Linked DNA regions of Homo sapiens: region 1 is linked to region 2. A link is a contact called in ENCODE Hi-C or POLR2A ChIA-PET data. All regions are on one chromosome and are shown on one strand. The core of a region is the stretch at or near the end of the contact, and the rest is flanking DNA. Distances in the headings are between cores, read along the strand shown.

The links. A loop is a pair of places that touch in the nucleus more often than their neighbours do. ChIA-PET counts read pairs that join two places held with the same protein, here RNA polymerase II (POLR2A).
Region 1: a map of endothelial cell of umbilical vein shows a loop between it and region 2 (2.6-fold over the local background). The contact joins the promoter of KIAA1671-AS1 here to the enhancer-like site in region 2. A Hi-C loop is called at or near these places in 1 of 168 maps with a recorded cell type or tissue (endothelial cell of umbilical vein). POLR2A ChIA-PET finds 5 or more read pairs at or near these places in 2 of 52 experiments (HEK293 and activated naive CD4-positive, alpha-beta T cell).

What each region holds. Positions count from the first base shown.
Region 1 is chr22:25,109,659-25,115,917 of GRCh38, forward strand. It overlaps KIAA1671-AS1 (KIAA1671 antisense RNA 1), which reads right to left and starts at 3,034. Exons shown (of 5, transcript NR_038941.1): 1 at 2,959-3,034; 2 at 2,529-2,765; 3 at 1,300-1,339; 4 at 343-460. All of the region lies in intron 6 of KIAA1671, which reads left to right. RefSeq lists enhancers at 989-1,851, 1,852-2,713.
Region 2 is chr22:24,983,365-24,989,249 of GRCh38, forward strand. The region is part of intron 1 of KIAA1671; the gene reads left to right. Among named protein-coding and RNA genes, the nearest start is that of KIAA1671, 34 kb to the left of the region's middle. Within about 2 kb of position 2,595, at least 9 of the 41 ENCODE cell types and tissues checked have a DNase peak (open chromatin) inside an H3K27ac peak, as active enhancers do; they include endothelial cell of umbilical vein, where a contact is called at or near this core.

The DNA of each region.
Region 1 (6,259 bases), core at 1,784-4,283, 130 kb after region 2:
TTCCTGTGAATGCTTAGAAATGGTGTTGGACATTTAGTTACCTCTTGATAAATATTAGCCACCACTGTCATCCCCTGCTGGGCTGTGAGCCCTCTGCTCTTAATCTCTATGCAGTGCCTGGCTCAGAGTAGGCACCCTCTGAATCTTTATTAAATGAATGAATGAAAGAATGAATGAGGCTGGATGTGGTGGCTCATGCTTGTAATCCCAGTACTTTGGGAGGCTGAGGCAGGTGGATCGCTTGAGTCTAGGAGTTCGAGACCAGCCTAGACAACATGGTGAAACCCTGTCTCTACAAAAATTACACACAAAAAAAAATTAGCTGGGCATGGTGGCACATACCTGTAGTCCTAGCTACCGAGGAGGCTGAGGTGGGAGGATCGCTTGAGCCTGGGAGGCCAAGGCTGCAGTGAGCTGTGATCATGCCACTGCAGTCCAGCCTGGGCAACAGAGTGAGATCCTGTATCCAAAAAAAGAAGAAGAGAGACAGGGAGAGAAAGAGAATGAATAGCTGTAAGGACTGGGAATACATAGAAAAGAAAGAGATCTGTTGGCCATATTGCCAGAGAGTCCTTTGTGATAAACTTTCTCAAGTGAGGCCCTTTGACCAGTGTCTAGAAAACAAATATTTGTTCAAAACTGAAGTGAGGTGGTGGTGGAAAGGACATAGGATGCATTCTGAGCGACCTGGGTTTCAATTGTGTACTTGGTGTCCGAACAATAAATATTTACAGAGCCCTGACTCTGGGCCAGGTACCATGTCAGACCTGGGAAAACCTGGGGTGGGAGCAGCTCTGGTGCATGCCTGGTGACATCCTTGCTGTGTGACCTTGGGCAAGTGAATCTATGTCTCTGAATCTGCATTTCCTTGTCTGTAAAAGTAGTGGGGTTGGGGGGACATGGATCCCTGCTAGAAGGAGAAACCTCCTTTAACAGGTGTGCCTGACCTCCAGGATCCAGCTGCTGCCCACCCCCTTCTAACAACCCCTGACATGTTTGGGATCTCCAGGCAGAGGACAGAAAACCTGCATGGGTCAGATGAGCGGGGCCTGGCCGAGGACAGTGGGTGTTAGGGTCTAGTCGTACCCCCAACCCCTAGTACTCCAGCCCTGTAAGGGTTAAAACCCAGGGAGCTCACGTGACCTAGTGTAAACCATGAATCATTCCCATTGCTCCCAGTGCTGAGCCTGCTGCCCAGGACAGGGCAGATGCTGTGCCCCGGGTTGCCATGGCAACTCCGCCTGTACTGAAATACAGCCCTCCCCAGTCCTTCCTGGGGGACCTCAGAGGCTGTCTCACCTGGATCAGTGTTGCCTTCCAGAGAGGGAGGGAGAGACAGCTGAAAAGGAGAGAGAGAGGAGAGACGCTTAGAGACAAGCAAGTGGAAGTTGAGACACAGGGAGAGGGAGGAGAGCGAGGCTGAGAAATCAACAGAGAAACAGACCACGAGAGGGAGACAGACTGACAGCCGACCAGAGGTCCCAAGACGCTGCCTGTAACCTTAGAGGCAGAAGCCGTTTCCCAGCAGTGCTAACCTTCCCGGGGCTGCCAGATCGCCGACATACACGCACACACACACAGAGTGCACACACATGCACACACGTGCAGCCGCATTTCCTGGTGCGCTTGCTGTGAGGGCACAGGGGTGGGTAGGCTGGCAGGCACGTGAAGTTGCCATCAGCCCCGAGGGACCGTGAGCGAGTTGGGACTTGGGGGAGAAAAAAATGGGGGCGGACGTCAGCTCCCTGGGCGGCCGCCGCCACCGCCTCCGCCTCCCCGAGGCCCCTCCTGCATTCCTGGGCAGCGAAGCCCCTCGCTAAGACGGGGGCTGATGTCATCCCGGGCTGCTCAGCCAGGGGACCCGGGGGCCCTGGTGGCTGCCTCCGGAAGTGAGCTAGCCGCCTGCCGGCCGACAGGTTTGGAATCTCCAGCCAGAGGACAGAAAACCTGCATGGGTCAGGTGAGCGGGGTCTGGCCGAGGGCAGCCGGGCAGGGGGCAGCAGGGTGCGGCAGCTTGCCCACCGGAACCTCCCAGGGTGCACCTCAGGGGGGCTGCCTACCTGAAGGGAAGTGAGGACGAGGGTGCCCAAAGGCCGCCCCCTCCACCCCCACCCCCATCCCCATCCCCCGCCTTTCGGGACCGTCACGCCCTGGAGTGAGTGCAGCCGGCTTGTTCCTCAAAGCTCCTTGTCTCGGCCGATCAGCTGGGTGAGCCCTGGAACTGGAACCTGGACTGCCCAGTGTGTTGACTTTATAACTCCGCTGGGGTGGACTCCCAGCCTGGCACTTAGCTGCCTCTTAATTCTGAGCGGCACCCGTGGATGCAGCCGGCTCCTGGCTCAGGGATGTTTACTTACCCTTGGTTTGCCTGAAGAAAGCTGCTGTTTTTAATTTTTTTTCCTCCAAGCAAGCCCAAAACTTCCATGAGCAAAAGAGTCCAAAGAGGCAAGAGGACACTGGCGTTTTAATTGCTCTCTCCCTCCCTAACTTCCTTCTTCCCTCTCCTCCTGGCTGGCCCCATGGATTACCTGGGAGATAAACTCACAGTGGCCCAGACCCACATGACCCAGTGGATGGGCACCGTGAGGAGGTCCTTCCAGGAAGCCCTCAATTTGGTGACCACCACGGTGGGCCACGAACGGACGAGTGCAGAGTCGGCCAGCCGGACCCCCTTCAAGCGTACTTCCTCCTTCCGACACCTGGCTTCCCGGAGTCGGGAATCCTTCCGCCGCTTCTCTGCTCGCAGCCAACAGAGATTTTCTTCACTGAGGAAAAGGCATACAGATTCGGAACCGCCAGATATTGTAAGCTTATTATGTTTTAAAAAATATTAAAACAACACTGAAAGCTCCTCCCCTCCAGTCCTCCCAGGGAGGGGGTCCCAGACATCAAACCGGGGAAGTTACTTCTTCCAGAATAGTTGTCAGTCAAAGCCCAGGCACTTCCTGTCCCCTGTACCTGGGAAAGAGGCACGTAGCAATAATTCCTCTCTCCTGAAGTCAGTCAGGACATTTTTGCTGGAGTCGACGTCTGTGTGGACAGGGCCAGCACGTGAGTTGGGCTGAATTTGCCAGTTGATTTATGTTTAAGTGTGAACACCCCAACCCCCGACACGAAAGCTCATCCTTCTCCCTATTTTTAGGGTGGATTAGTGGCACCTGCCTCATCTCCTCTCACCCTCCTAGGAAGCACAAGTGGCGGTGTCATGTGCACGCTGAGTTGTAGCTTTTGTCGTTCCACCGAGCTTTCATTGGATTGCCAAGGAAAGGGTCTTAGGAGACCGAGGTGTGGTGGGCGAGTTTGCCCGCTGGCCGTGAACCTTGGGTTTGGTGTGAGTGGGCCAGGGAGGGAGGCCTTGATTTCTTACTCAGGCAGGCTCGGGAGGGCTTGGATTGGGACAGCAGGGTGGAATGACAGCTAATGATTAAAACCTTGGCCTGTGTCCTGCTAGGCGACAGTGCAGAAACAATCGTAAGGTCCTTCTGATGATTTGGAGAGGTGGGACTGGGCCCAGAAAGCGAAAGTGCCTACTGTGGGGGAAGCACAGTGAGTGAGTGGCAGAGCCAGGTCCCGAACCCCAGGCTCTGACCTCCCCATTCACGGCTCTTTGCAGTCCAGCTCCCAGCAGATGTTCTCCCCAGACCCTCCCAATTAATTCAGGGCTGCCCAGGTCACTGACCAGACCTGAGCCTAAAGAGAGGGCCTGCCATTTTCACATAGGAGACTTCTGCCACCTGACTGTGTTGGCCCAGTTTATGGGAGCACTTGAGGACAGGCGAAGGGCTAAGCCAGCCCCTTTTTCTGGGTTCCTCCTAGCCAGGAGTGCTATAGTCATTAAGGGACCCAGCATTTAGGGAGGAGCCCTGAGCTGGCCCTCCCTACACTCGAGGTGGCAGGGCTCACAGCTGCCCTGCCAGGTGCAGGGGCTCAGTATCCCCTCTGCTGACCCAGAGGTGTGACTCACCCCAGGTCACGCAGCAGCCAGAGCAGGCAGTTGCAAATGCAAGGCAGGAGCCGAGCACTTGGGCATGACACGTGTCTCGTTCACAGGACGTCTCCTTCACAGTGGGTCTGTGCTTCTTTGTGGCCCAGAACAAATTAGTGGGGCTTGGATTTATGAGACAGATTCCCCAACCTCTGGAAGGTGTGACTTGCCACAGGGAAAGAAGGCCCCTCATTCATTCTGTCTCCCTCTGTGTGTATCTCTGTCTCTGTGATGTGTCTTTCTGCCTTGCTCTGTCTCTGTTTGTTTCTCTGTCACTCCTGTTCTCTCTCAGGGTATGGGGTTGGTGACAGGCAGGCTCTGTTGGCATCCCTCTTTCCCCACCCTGGGGAGTGGTGTGACCATGGGCATTGGCATGAATCCCCTAGGCGTCTTACCCTGTGTTACAGGTTGGTGCCACTGGCAGGAGTGGCCTCTCCAGCTGGTTGAATAAATGAAGTTGGGTGGTGCAGAGAACCATTCCGTGTTGCGTCGAGATGCCACCAAGAGTGTAAATACATGCTAAATACATTCAAGCTTCAGGCTCCTTCCCATGTAGCCACCCTACTGGGTGGTAGGCACCAGCTGGCCTTGGCCTTGACAGCTTGAATCAGACTCCTGGCTGAGGAGCCCTGACCCATTCTTAAGCCTCAGTTTCTTCCTGTGTCCAATGAGGAGAACCAAGGCCTTGGTATGAGATTGAAGCAAGCCCCCAGCACAGTGCCAGGCACACAGAATCTGCACACTTGTGAATGCTCTCTCTCTGTTGCTTGCCTAGATACTCTGCCTGAGCAGGATAAAGGCAGAGTTAGGATAGGAACATGTGCAGTGTTGCAGATAAGTCAACGAAACGCAAGGCCAGGGACCCCCTGCCTAGGGGTTGAGTCCTGGCTCTGCCGCTTCCCAGCTGTGTGATCTTGGACAGACTCCTTCCCTCTCTGTGCCTTGATTTCCTCCTCTGTGAAATGGGGATGATCGTGCATTGATGTGCTGGTAAATGTGTGGTGAGCGTGGCCGTTCTTAGCTTGTGGTGCTTAAAAATTAGTTCTTGTGGCAACCAAACCTTTCCTCTCAAACCATCACTTCAAAGATTTTCAATGAGCTGGAAAACCCACACACGCCCTTTTTACTCAGGGACTTCACTTAAATATTCGTTTTATGGGAAGAAACTTTTTAAAGCCACAGACAATTACTTAAGAGTTTGGGACAACAGCAGTATCCGTGGCTGGGGCTGGGAGGGGGCAGGATTTTAGTCTTTCTGACCTTGTACATGATTTATCTAAATAATCCATTCATTTCATCCTGGTTCCTGCCTCCGGCTTGTATTTACTCAGAGCAGTGTAGAAGAATCTATTGCGGGCACAAAATAACCCTCAAAGGCGTGCCCTGAAATGTTTTCTAAAGCCAGCCTTGAAGTAATTTGCTAATGGCCTGCCTGCTTCTGTGTCCAAGGGATAAAAGGGGGAAAGAGGGAAAACAAATGCTTTGTCTCTGAGCCACAAAGGCAGGAAGAGGCACGTTTATGCTGCACTCCCATGTGAGCCTGAGAAACACGCCTGGTACTCCAGGTTTAGCCGAGGAGACAAGGTGGACTCCAGTTAGAGGCCAGACAGAAAATTCCAGAACCCAGGAACAATGGCAGTGGCACAGGGGCCAAGACTGGAATAAAAGCGGGAAGTGGGGGGTCTCTGAGGCCATGGGGTGCCGCACCAAGGAGGGCTTTGGAGTCAGACAGACTTAGGCCTGAGTCTCAACTCACCACGTGCAAACTGAGTGACCTTGGGCAGCTTAAATCACCTCTTGCAGCCTCAGTGCCCTCATCTGAAACATGGAGATTCAGCTGGGACTTGTCTGGTGGGTGGTTCAATGGGACAGAGTGGACTAAGAGCAAGCATAGCCCTGGCATGCAGGAGGTGCTGAATAAATGTTCGTTCCACGTTGCTTTTTGGGGGGCTCAGACTGTAATGTGAGTCCTACCTTCCTAGAAGGCTAGACTGGTGCCTCAGGGAAGCAGAGTAAGAGCCTGATCAACCTGTGTTTGTATTTACTGTGTGCAGGGCTCCATGCTAAGCATCAGGTGCATATAACTTGCATGTCTTCATTAATTCACTCATATTTTCATTCAACCAGTATTTATTTTTATTTATTTATTTAGAGACAGAGCCTCACTTTGTCACCCAGGCTGGAGTGCAGTGGCACAGTCTCGGCTCACTGCAACCTCCACCTCCCAGGTTCAAGTGATTCTCCTGCCTCAGCCTCCCCAGTAGCTGGGATTAC
Region 2 (5,885 bases), core at 1,345-3,844:
TTGGCTTCTAGCTGTATGTCTGTGTGTTCTTTTTTTATAAGGACACTAGTCATTGGATTAGGGTCCACCCTAATGCAGAGTGACCTCATTCAGACCTAACTAATTACATCTACAAGGACCCTATTTCCAAAGAAGGTCGCATTCTGAGATTACAGGTGGACCTGAATTTTGGGGAGACAGTTTTTCTCCCATTACACTGAAGAAGGGCCATTAAAGCTCAGACTTAAAGGATGTGTGTATGGTGGGGGGGCGGGGGTGGTTCAAGGTGCGGTTGTTTGAAGCAGAGGGAACAGCTTGCGCTAGGGCTTTCTGGCAGGAGTGCGGCACAGAGGCCTGTGTGACTGTGCGGTGGGGGCTGAAGCTGGGGGTCTGGGGGCCTGGGGTATGGGGCCATGGAAAGGTGTTTGGAATTTTTTTTTTTTTTTTTTTTTGAGACAGAGTTTCACTCTTGTTGCCCAGGCTGGAGTGCAATGGTGCGATCTCGGCTCACCACAACCTCCGCCTCCTGGATTCAAGCAATTCTCCTGCCTCAGCCTCCCAAGTAGCTGGGATTACAGGCATGCACCACCACGCCCAGCTAACTTTGTGTTTTTAGTAGAGATGGGGTGTCTCCATGTTGGTCAGGCTGGTCTCGAACTCCCGACCTCAGGTGATCTGCCCGCCTCGGCCTCCCAAAGTGCTAGGATTACAGGTGTGAGCAACCGCGCCTGGCCGGTGTTTGGATTTAACTCTAAATGCCTCTCAGGGGCTTAAGCAGGGACATTATGTGGTTGCATTCCCTTTTGGAAGAAAGTCACTTAATTAGGAAGGGGCATGACAGTGACTGAGGGTACATGCCTTAAGGGTTACCCCCAAGCACACTGACATCCCTCCAGTGTTCTAAGCCTCAAATCCTTTGCAGATAGGTAGGGCAGTACTTTTATCTCTTGAGGAAATGCAGGCCCAGAGAGGTTAAGCAGTTTTCTTAGGGTCACACAGCTAGGGGAAAGAAAGCTCAAGGCCTCAGCTAACATCTTCAGTCTTGTAAGTTCTCAACACACCTGGAGGCAAAGGACCATCCTCAAATATAGCTGGGTGTCCAGGGCACGGGAAATAGCCCAGGACAGGGAGCACTGATTTTACACCTGTTGGTGAAGGTAATGCATCATCTGCCCAGTCAAGAGACGGTTTAGCTACTGGGCAAGGGATGAGGCAGCTTCAGCAACTTAATAAGCGTGGAATTAATTCCCTTATATGTGTGAGCTGCTGTGAGTCTTCCCATTCAGGACAAAGCTCAGGAGCAGAGGAGAAAAAGCAGGTAAAACTTTGGGAGGCCGAGGTGGGCGGATCATGAGGTCGGGAGATTGAGACCATCCTGGTCAACATGGTGAAACCCCATCTCTACTAAAAATGCAAAAAAATTAGATGGGCTTGGCGGCATGTGCCTGCAACCCCAGCTACTCGGGAAGCTGAGGCAGGAGAATTGCGTGAACCCTGGAGGCGGAGGTTGCGGTGAGCCGAGATCGTGTCATTGCACTCCAGCCTGGCGACAGAGCTAGACTACGTCTCAAAAAAAAAAAAAAAAAAAAAAAAAGCAGGCAAACAGCAATAAACGCTGACCTGTGTCCACCAAGGAGCATGTTGGAGGGTTGTTATAGTATCCTAGGCCCCGGGCCCAGATGAAATGGCAGGATAATTCCAACTGTTCCAGAAGCACGGAGCTGCTGTCTCTCTGATTTTTTGGATATATATTCATGTGGAAAAGAGCTTTCTTCTTATTGGGAAGTAAAAATATATCTCTATTCAGATAAAACATCTCTATTCACATTCCAAACTGGGAACATATCAATTTTCCCACACTGGGATTTAAAACGTAAATTAGGTGCTGTCTCCGAGGTATTGAGGATGCTAATATCCTCCTAAGAGATGGGCTTGTTGGCTGGATCTGAAATTCCCTGTGGAGTGAAAGGCCGTTATTTCCTGCTGTGTTTTGTTTCTTTCTTTTTTTTTTTTCGAGACAGAGTCTCGCTCTGTCACCCAGGCTGGAGTGCAGTGGTGCGATCTCGGCTCACTGCAAGCTCCGCCTCCCGGGTTCACGCCATTCTCCTGCCTCAGCCTCCCGAGTAGCTGGGACTACAGGCGCCCGCCACCGCGCCCGGCTAATTTTTTGTATTTTTAGTAAAGATGGGGTTTCACCGGGTTAGCCAGGATGGTCTCGATCTCCTGAGCTCATTATCCGCCCACCTCGGCCTCCCAAAGTGCTGGGATTACAGGCGTGAGCCAGCGCGCCTAGCCTTTCTGTCTCTTGTTTCTTTAGTTCCCTCTTTGTCTCAGCGCCTTTTGAGGGAGGAAGAGAGGGAGGGAGAGGGGGAGAGAGAGAGAGAGTGTGTGAGTGTGTGTGTGTATGTGTGTGTGTGTGTGTGTGTATGGTGAGGGGAGAGAGAGAGAGAGAGAAACAGAATGAGAGGGAGGAACTACTCTGTTCTCCAACACCAGGAGAAACCTCTCCCTCTGGAATAGCCCCTTCCCATTGAGGATTTTTCTCCAACTGTGTTTTGCGAGGGTTGTGGGGTAACCCTTCGGGAGGAAGCTGAGTCAGTAAGTGCCGATGCTGTCTCCTGACTGCTGGGTTGGGACTTGTGTGCGTGTGTGTGTTATGGGGGATGGGGACGTGTGAAAGACAGGAGTTAAATTTGGTCCCGGATCTGAACATGGGTTTCCTTCCTCTCCTAGTGAAAGGACTTATCTCAGATGAATCACGTCCTCTCTTTAGAGTTCTGGGCTCATGGAATGTCAAGGCCAGTCTGGCGCTCTTGGAGAGGTGCCTGCCCAAGGGATGTCAGATTCTGGTTTGTGACTCTGGAGGGGCGTTTGGCCACCCTAAGGGATGACGCTTGTGGCTTCAACCAGAGCATCTTCCCTATGTAGTCAGTCTTCCCTCGGTATCTGTGGGAGACTGGGTTACGGGATACCAAAATCCCCAGAAGCTCAAATCCCTGATATAAAATGGTGTAGTATTTGCATGTAACCTATACATATCCTCCCAGATGCTTTAAATCAGCTCAAGATTAATTATGATAGTTAATACAATGTAGATACCATGTAAGTAGTTACTATCTACATTGTTTATGGAATATGACAAGAAAAAAAAACTCTGTACCTGTTCAATACTGATGCAACCATCCTTATTTTTTTCCTGAATATTTTCAATCAGTGATTAATTGAATCCATAGATGTAGAACCCATGGATACAGAGAACTGCCTATTCATTTCATTCACCCACCCAACCACCCACCCACCCATCCACCCACCCACCCATCCACCCACCCATCCACCCATCCACCCACCCATCCATCCATCCATCCACCCACCCACCCATCCATCCATCCATCCATCACAAGCTTGATGCACAGCTCTATGCTGGGGGCAGGGCCTCATGGTAATTATCCACCATTTGTTATCTGATCATCTGTCAAGGCCCTGACCCCTTTCAGGCACTAGGGAGCATCCATAGAAATGAAGGACAAAGCCCCTTGCCCTCTGGAGGTCACAGCCTAAAGCAGGGGTCGGCCAGCTTCTCCTGTAGAGGACCAGATAGTAAATATTTTCAGCTTTGCAGGCCATAAGACCTCTGTCACACCTGCTGACCTCCGCCGTTTACTGCACAAGCAGCCCAGACAGGATGTAAACAAGTGGGTGTGGCTGTGGTTTGACTGCAATCACAACTTATGTATAGACACACACATTTGATTTTTATATGATTTTTCATGTGTCATGAAATACTGTTCTTTTGATTTTTTTCCAATGATTTATTTATTATTATTATTATTTTTTTTTTTTTTTCTGAGACAGAGTCTCGCCCTGTTGCCCAGGCTAGAGTGTAGTGGTGCAAACTCGGCTCACTGCAAGCTCTGCCTCCCAGGTTCACGTCATTCTCCTGTCTCAGCCTCTGGAGTAGCTGGGACTACAGGCGCCTGCCACCATGCCCGGCTAATTTTTTGTATTTTTCAGTAGAGACGGGGTTTCACCGTGTTAGCCAGGATGTTCTCGATCTCCTGACCTCGTGATCCACCCGCCTCGGCCTCTCAAAGTGCTGGGATTACAGGTGTGAGCCACTGCGCCTGGCCTATTATTATTTTTTGAGATGGAGTCTCACTCTGTTGCCCAGTCTGGAGTGCCATGGTGTGATCATAGCTCACTGCAGCCTCAAACTCCTGGGCTCAAGTGACCTTCTTTCCTGCCTCAGCCTCCTGAGTAACTGAGACTACAGGCACATGCCACCACACCTGGCTAATTATTTTATTTTTTGTAGAGGTGGGGTCTTGCTGTATTGCCCAGCCTGGCCCTAAGCAATGCTCCCACCTCAACCTCCAGAGTAGCAGGGATTACAGGTGTGCACCACCAATCCTGGCTAAATGACAGCTAGTCTGATAGACTCCTGCTAGATTGGGCATATTATGTCTGCTTTGCAATTGAGGATACTGAGACATGGGGAAGGAGAATGACTTTCTGAAGTAGAACCTGGATTTGAGCCCAGCCTTGTAGTCTCTGACCCCTGTCATGTCTGCCTTCTCTCCACACATCTCCAGAGCTCTCTGCCCTGCAGGGGGTCCATCTGCAGCATCACAGGACTGTCAAGACTCCTGCCTGGGCGGGGCACGGTGGTTCACGCCTGTAATCCCAGCACTTTGGGAGGCCGAGGCGGGTGGATCACCTGAGGTCAAGAGTTCGAGACCAGCTTGGCTAACATGGTGAAACCCCGTTTCTACTAAAAATATATTTTAAAAATAGCTGTGTGTTATGGCGTGCATCTGTAATCCCAGCTACTTGGGAGGCTGAGGCAGGAGAATCACTTGAATCTGGGAGTTGGAGGTTGCAGTGAGCCGAGATCGCGCCATTGCACTCCAGCTTGGGCAACAAGAGTGAAACTCCATCTCAAAAAAAAAAAAAAAAAGACTCCTGCCTGGATCTCAGCCCCCCAAACTGGGAGCACTTGTTATTTTTAGGGTATCTCTATTCTGACCCCCGCTCAGTGGGAAGGATTCCCATTTTTGCTTCATATGATCCTTTGGGTAGAAAATCACTATTTATGTTAGTTCTTCAAAAATGGGTTTGGGGCTGGGTGTGGTGGTCATGCCTGTAATCCTAACACTTTGGGAGACTGAGGTGGATGGATCACTTGAGGTCAGGAGTTCAAGACCAGCCACATGGTGAAACCCCATCTCTACTAAAAAATACAAAAATTAGCCAGGCATGGTGGCTAGTGCCTGTAATCCCAGCTACTTGGGAGGCTGAGGCAAGAGAATCTCTTGAACCTGGGAAGTGAAGATTGCTATGAGACAAGATGACACCACTGCACTCCAGCCTGGGTGAAAGAGCGAGACTCCATCTCAAAAAAAAAAAAAAAAAAAATGGGTTTGGGTGGTTTATCTCATCTGAGAATTGTGGTCCGGTGTCAGACCCAAAGATGGGGAGGGAATGGGGCAGGGAGCTACTGAACACCAGGTACTGTGCTGGAGTTTTCAGTGTCCATCTGGGTTTGGTATCTTCCCCATCTCACAGTTGGAAAAACTGAGGCTCAAAGAGGAGCACTGACTTGTCCAAGGTCATGCAACTAGTGATTATGGAGCTGGGATTGGAATCCAGGTCTCTGACTCCCTGTACTTTGTGCTGGTGTTGAACTCCCAGGCCCAGTACACTCACCACTTCTTCGTGGAGGGAGTTTTGAATCAATCTTTTTTCAAGGTCCCTTTGGTTCTGGTTTCCCCTGGTTTCATGTCGAGGGTGAGTAGGAAGGGGTGTTCATTGTCTTCCTCTCACCCTTGTGTTCAAAGCCACATTGTCCCTTCTCTTGGTCCCCACTGTCACTGAATTCATCTTGGCCACCCCGTCTCCCACCTGGAGGA